Linked DNA regions of Homo sapiens: region 2 is linked to region 1. Evidence: chromatin loops called from intact Hi-C (ENCODE). Cell type or tissue: mammary epithelial cell. All regions are shown on one strand. Each heading gives the region's core, and the rest is flanking DNA. Links, peaks and the distances in the headings are about the cores only. Region 1 overlaps AKAP13 (A-kinase anchoring protein 13). Region 2 overlaps AKAP13 (A-kinase anchoring protein 13).

Region 1 (2,918 bases), core at 262-2,761:
TTAGTATGTGAATCTAGCTCAAGGTTGGAGAGATTTTTCAGGATGGCTGTAGTTCAGTTGTCGTTGCTTATGCTAGTTCTTTCATTTCATTCAGGGGTATAGAAACTTTAGATTGTCTGAAAATGTTATTTTCAGGAGTTTTCCCATTGGGAGACAAGGAAGTGGGGATGGAGTTGAAGTCAGGTGAAGGTGAAGAGAATAGCACCATTGCCCTGACCCCTGGCTTTTGGGTTATTGTGCTGCAAGCATCAGGTGACTGAAAAAGCAAACATGAAAGTAGAGATTCAGAGAGGGGAAGTGACTCAACCCAGGCACCCTGCACAGGAACATGTGTCATCACGGTTTCAGCTCCGGACGGTGAGATCGCAGTGTGTTCTCAGGCCCTTGTTAGGATTCTTAGCACAATAGTTGTTTCTGCTTGGTGGGTTTGTTGATTGAGAGCGCCTCAGAAGCATTTATATTCACAGTATCCCACGTGCCCTACTAACTCAACTTTATATTACATAGACAGCTACTTTAAAATTGTCTTGGTACATGTATTTTGAAATTTATATGAACAGCTTTATTTACATTATCCATTATACTCCTCTATTAAAGAATATATGTATATTTTAATTATACTTTTTTATACTCATTCAACTTTCATTGTTTTCTCCAACCTTTTTTACCACCTCAGTGGAAATGGAAATGAGAGTACCTGTTATAGCCTGAAAAGCAGAGGAAAAAAGGTGTAACTCTTTTTAAGGTTTTTCGTCATGTTTAACTTATGTGTTATTCCCAGATTTTTCTCCGATGTTCATACTGTCTCTTGAAACCAGTCTTCCTTTTTTTCAGCACTATTGTGGCCTGTGTATAATTGGTACTTGTCTTTCAGATTTGTATTCTGTAAACAGGCTTTGACGGGGCAAATTTAAACTGTTGTAAAGATTGCCTATTCATTTCTAATACATGTTTTGTGGTAGAATTGAATTGCTGATTGTGTGAAGGGTTTTTGAAAATGAGGGACAAACAAAATGAGAACTTATGAATAGTAGCACAGTAAAAAAAAATCCAAGAGGAATAAGACCACCGTGCTTTCTTTTTTCACTTCTGAACTAGTCAATAGCTTTGTATTCTGGTGATAATTAACAAGGTTTCTATACATACACAAAAATGAGGGGTAGTGAGATTTAGATGATGATATAGAGAATGAAGATGGGAAAAAATCCTCTTGGTATTAATACATATGGTATAGGTACAGAGTGTTCCTTTATGTGTATAATTTGAAAAGGGTGAGGGAGCTCCAAAATAAGATAAGGAAGTTGGTAGACTACATGTTTTGTTAATTCTTATGTTAGAGTGCCTTCTCCTGGTGTGGATGCATTTCTAAGATGAATAGTTAATTTGTTCTTGTTTCTTTTTCAAAGTCTCTTTGAGCAAATGACAAATTGAGATGTCCTAGCTTTAAGGAGAGACCATTGACATTTGCCTAATGCCTTCTCTTGTCTTAGGCTTTGCCTTGTATTAAAGAAGTATATGACTGGATGTGACTAAAATGGTCTGGGAGGAGGGTTAGTATTCTGTTTTCTAAAATGGATTCTGGGATTGTTATATGCAATTGGTGCTTTAGGATGGGAGAAAATCACCTAAGTGTAACTTCAGAATGTGAGAAAGTGTGACCTGTCAACTGTTTTGGTTGGGTTTTCTATGTTGGAGTGGTTTGTTTCTTAAATTTTGCTCTCAGGTTTGGGGTGGTAGTGAAGTTACTCTGAAAATTCATAATTTTTCTATAATTAGTAACAGCATCCCAGGAGTTTCAGAGGGAAATACCTTTAAAAAAAAATGAGATGTGACAGCACGCTGCCACGCCGACGCAGACCCCGCTCTGCACGCCAGCTCGCCCGCACCCCTCATGGCCACAGTTCAGCAGCTGGAAGGAAGATGGCGCCTGGTGGACAGCAGAGGCTTTGATGAATATGTGAAGGAGCTAGGAGTGGGAATAGCTTTGCGAAAAATGGACACAATAGCCAAGCCAGATTGTATCATCACTTGTGATGGCAAAAACCTCACCATAAAAACCGAGAGCACTTTGAAAACAACACAGTTTTCTTGTACCCTGGGAGAGAAGTTTGAAGAAACCACAGCTGATGGCAGAAAAACTCAGACTGTGTGCAACTTTACAGATGGTGCATTGGTTCAACATCAGGAGTGGGATGGGAAGGAAAACACAATAAGAAGAAAATTGAAAGATGGGAAATTAGTGGTGGACTGTGTCATGAACAGTGTCACCTGTACTCGGATCTATGAAAAAGTAGAATAAAAATTCCATCATCACTTTGGACAGGAGTTAACTAAGAGAATGACCAAGCTCAGTTCAATGAGCAAATCTCCATACCGTTTCTTTTTTTTTTTTTTTCATTACTGTGTTCAATTATCTTTATCCCAAACATTTTACATACAGCTATTTCAAAGTGTGTTGGATTAATTAGGATCATCCCTTTGGTTAATAAATAAATGTGTTTGTGCTAATAAAAAAAATGAGATGTGTATATTGATGATTATCTTTTAAAAAATAATGGGAGGTTTATGAGAGAGCTGGTGCACTTAAAGCCTGGTGGTTCAGTACGCATAACCCCTAGAGCTCAGTTTTCATGGATCAAGGCAGATTTGTAAATAGAAGAATAATGAGTCAGTATGGTAAATGTCAATGGGAAGATTCGAATGAAGTGAGATGGGAGCACAGAAGGATGGAGCAACTATATTTGCTTTGAGGAGTCAAGGAGGGAAGGACATTCTAAAATTTTGAGAGCATTAAAGAATAGGTTACTCTTTTATAATTGTAGAGTTTATTGTACTATGTATTTGCATAAATGGACACATAATATTTAGTTAAATACCTCTATTCATTGTGCAGTTTATGTTTAGCACTGTGCCAGGTT
Region 2 (2,918 bases), core at 257-2,756, 90 kb after region 1:
TTCTACTTAGAAAAGAAAGGCATTGTATTTCATGCTTTACTCTCTCGCTCTAATCATCAGTGTGACAGATAAAGGGAGCAGCATGGCCGAGTAGTGAGACAGGTAGGAAGAGTGAGCCTTGAACATGTGTTCATGAATTCTCAGGGGCTTGGTATACTTGTAGCAAAGTGTTTGAGGAGAGGCTCTGTGAGGGAGATGATGCTGGAGGGGTCAGTGAGGGCTAGGTTTGTTGGGGGCTTTGTGTGCTGTGTGTTGAAGGGACATGCTCAGGCATAGGGCTTTATCAGGAGAGTAGCTTGATCAGATTGTATTTTGGAGACTCTGTGCTTCCCAGTGTGTGGAGGCCAGCTTAGAAGCCTGGAGTCCCAACTTAATTGATGACTTTGGAGAAAAACAAGAGAACTGAGGATAATAAATAACCAAGAAAGCTAGGTGAATAACTGTAAGATATAGGTGAGAGCAGAAGTCAGATCTTCAGATTTTAATGACAGAATGTCACCTTTTCAATCAGCAACAAAGTAGCCGAGTATAATCTTCAACCATCTGCTCTCTGGGAGAGGAGAGAGGAGAGGGGAAGGAGCGAGGAATGAGGAGCCAGAGAGATTGATTTTAGCTAATCACTTCTAACTCTTTCATTAAATTTTTATGGAGAATTAATACAGGCTGGGCGCAGTGGCTCGTGCTGGTAATCCCAGCACTTTGGGAGGCTGAAGTGGGAGGATAGCTTAAGCCCAGGAGTTCAGGACCAGCCTATGCGATGTGGTGAGACCCTGTCTTTACAAAAAAAAAAAAAAAAAAAAAAAAAAAAAAAAGAAAAAATTAGCCAGGCATGGTGGCGTGCATTTATAGTCCCAGCTATTTGGGAGGCTGAGACAGGAGGGTTGCTCAAGCCTGGAAGATCGAAGCTGCAGTGAGCCATGGTCGCACCACTGTACTCCAGCCTGGGTGACAGGGCCCAACACCCTGTCTCCAAAAAAAAAAAAAAAAAAAAATCCTTACATGTCTGCATTTTAGCCAAATATATGGTTTTGTTAGCAAAAGAGAGAATGTCTCTTTAAGTATTGACCTAATTAATAATTCTACCACTTCCAGAGAGTTGTGAAACATTTTTCAGAGGTAGAGACACTCTCGCTTGCTCTTTCTCGCTCTCTCTCTCTTGCTCTCTCGCTCTTGCTCTCCCTCGCACCCTCTCCCCCTCTCCCCCTCTCTCCCATCTCTCTCTCTCTCCCTCTCTTTTGCTCTCACTCTCTGTGTGTGTGTGCGCACATGTGTTTGAAAGCCAGCACCATCTGAACAATTTAGCTTTGCTGGACAAAAATAGACTTGAGAGGGAGAATTGTACATTGAAACAAGAAGAACTTACACTCTTACAATTTTTCAACACTCTCTTCCTTTTAAGGAATACTTCTCATTAAAGGGACCATACATTAAATTATATCCAAACTTGAGTAGTTTTAATTTCTTTTCTGTCTGAAATCCCTGTTAGAACAATCTCTAAAACTACTCCATAGACACAGAACTTGAGTAGATTTATTGAGCGCCATCTGCTGGCTTTGTTTTAATGGACCAAATAGGTGGTGCCTGGACATCTTTAAGAATTATCCTGTATCTTAGTGTTGCAAAATTATGAAGCTGGAAGACAGTATGAATTTGGGCTATGACTGGTAGTAGTATTTAAAATAATAGTTTTGTGTTGGCATTGAGAAAGGGGTATGGTTTTGGCAGGAGAATACACACAACCTGATTAAAAAAGAAGACAGGTTATAGGGATTTCATTGGCCAGTATCTTTATTGGGCAAAAGATTAGCCTAGTTTAAATAAAAAGTAACCTTAAATGCCAAATAAAATTCTTTAATATTTTCTAACAGTGAAGTCAACCTAAGTCTTTATCTGGAATGACTTTATGTAAAAGTCGATAAATTTCTTGGTGGATTTCTATTCGTGTTGCATGAGATACTTTGAGGTGTCTTTTAAAGAAAGATTTATAAAAATGGCTTTGTTGGCTAGTTTCAAGAATGCGTTTTATTTTGAGGGATGTGGATACTATCTTAGTATTTTCCTGCTGAGACAGATATAGGAAAAGCCCCTAGGTTAAATAAATAAGGGTGAAGCTGTTAGGTGCTCTTCTTGTCATTAGTCTTTTTGAATTTTAGTTATATTTTAAGTGACTTCTTAAGGGCAACTGAGCTAAAAATTTGGCATACCCAGACCATTAGACTCTAGATCTTTTAATTAATTTCTCATCCAGTCATCTTAAGTATTTAAGATGAATTGTAGAAAGATTGTCAGGCCGGGCGTGGTGGCTCATGCCTATAATCCCAGGACTTTGGGAGACCGAGGAGGTGGGCGGATCACTTGAGGTCAGGAGTTCAAGACCAGTCTGGCCAACATGGTGAAACTCCGTCTCTACTAATACAGAAAAATTAGCCGGGCACCTGTAATCCCAGCCACTGGGAAGACTGAGGCAGGAGAATTGCTTGAACCCATGAAGTGGAGGTTGCAGTGAGCTGAGATTGTGCCACTGCACTCCAGCCTGGGCAACAGAGCGGGACTCCATCTCAAAAACAACAAAAAAAGAAAGATTGTTTACAGAAAGAGAGACCAGAAAGGAATTCGTGCATTCATTTGGCCAACATTTATTGAGCACCTAGAACAACGAGACATACCTTTAGGCAATGATGTAGCATTGAATAAAACAAATATGGTCCCACCTCTCAGGAAGCTTACGTAACAGTTGGGAGGAAAGGGGAACTCAGATAAATACATAAATACATGCTTTTAGAATTTTATATATACATATAGGTATAATATATAATGTATTAAATAGACATACATGAATAAATACGTGTCAGAAAGTAAATGATGCTATGGAAAAAATAAAGCAGGGCAAGATAGATAAGGAGAGTTAGGGTAGGAGA

What was found. Hi-C counts contacts between places; a loop is a spot of excess contacts. Peaks named below come from ENCODE experiments on the same cell type or tissue, not always from the same donor. Only the 100,000 strongest peaks of a DNase experiment are listed, where the experiment ranks them.
Region 2: it touches region 1 in a loop (10-fold over the local background); 2 of 110 quality-filtered maps call a loop at or near these places.

The regions. Positions count from the first base shown.
Region 1 is chr15:85,413,336-85,416,253 of GRCh38, forward strand. The region is part of intron 1 of AKAP13 (A-kinase anchoring protein 13); the gene reads left to right. It also overlaps the pseudogene FABP5P9. Among named protein-coding and RNA genes, the nearest start is that of AKAP13, 34 kb to the left of the region's middle. RefSeq lists enhancers at 1-961, 1-308, 183-477, 1,817-2,316. In mammary epithelial cell, for the core only: CTCF peaks have their summits at 1,331 (motif pointing left) and 1,916; a DNase peak (open chromatin) is centred at 326; H3K27ac peaks cover 1,883 bases.
Region 2 is chr15:85,503,724-85,506,641 of GRCh38, forward strand. The region is part of intron 2 of AKAP13 (A-kinase anchoring protein 13); the gene reads left to right. Among named protein-coding and RNA genes, the nearest start is that of AKAP13, 120 kb to the left of the region's middle. In mammary epithelial cell, for the core only: a CTCF peak has its summit at 1,550 (motif pointing left); no DNase peak of the experiment used is centred there.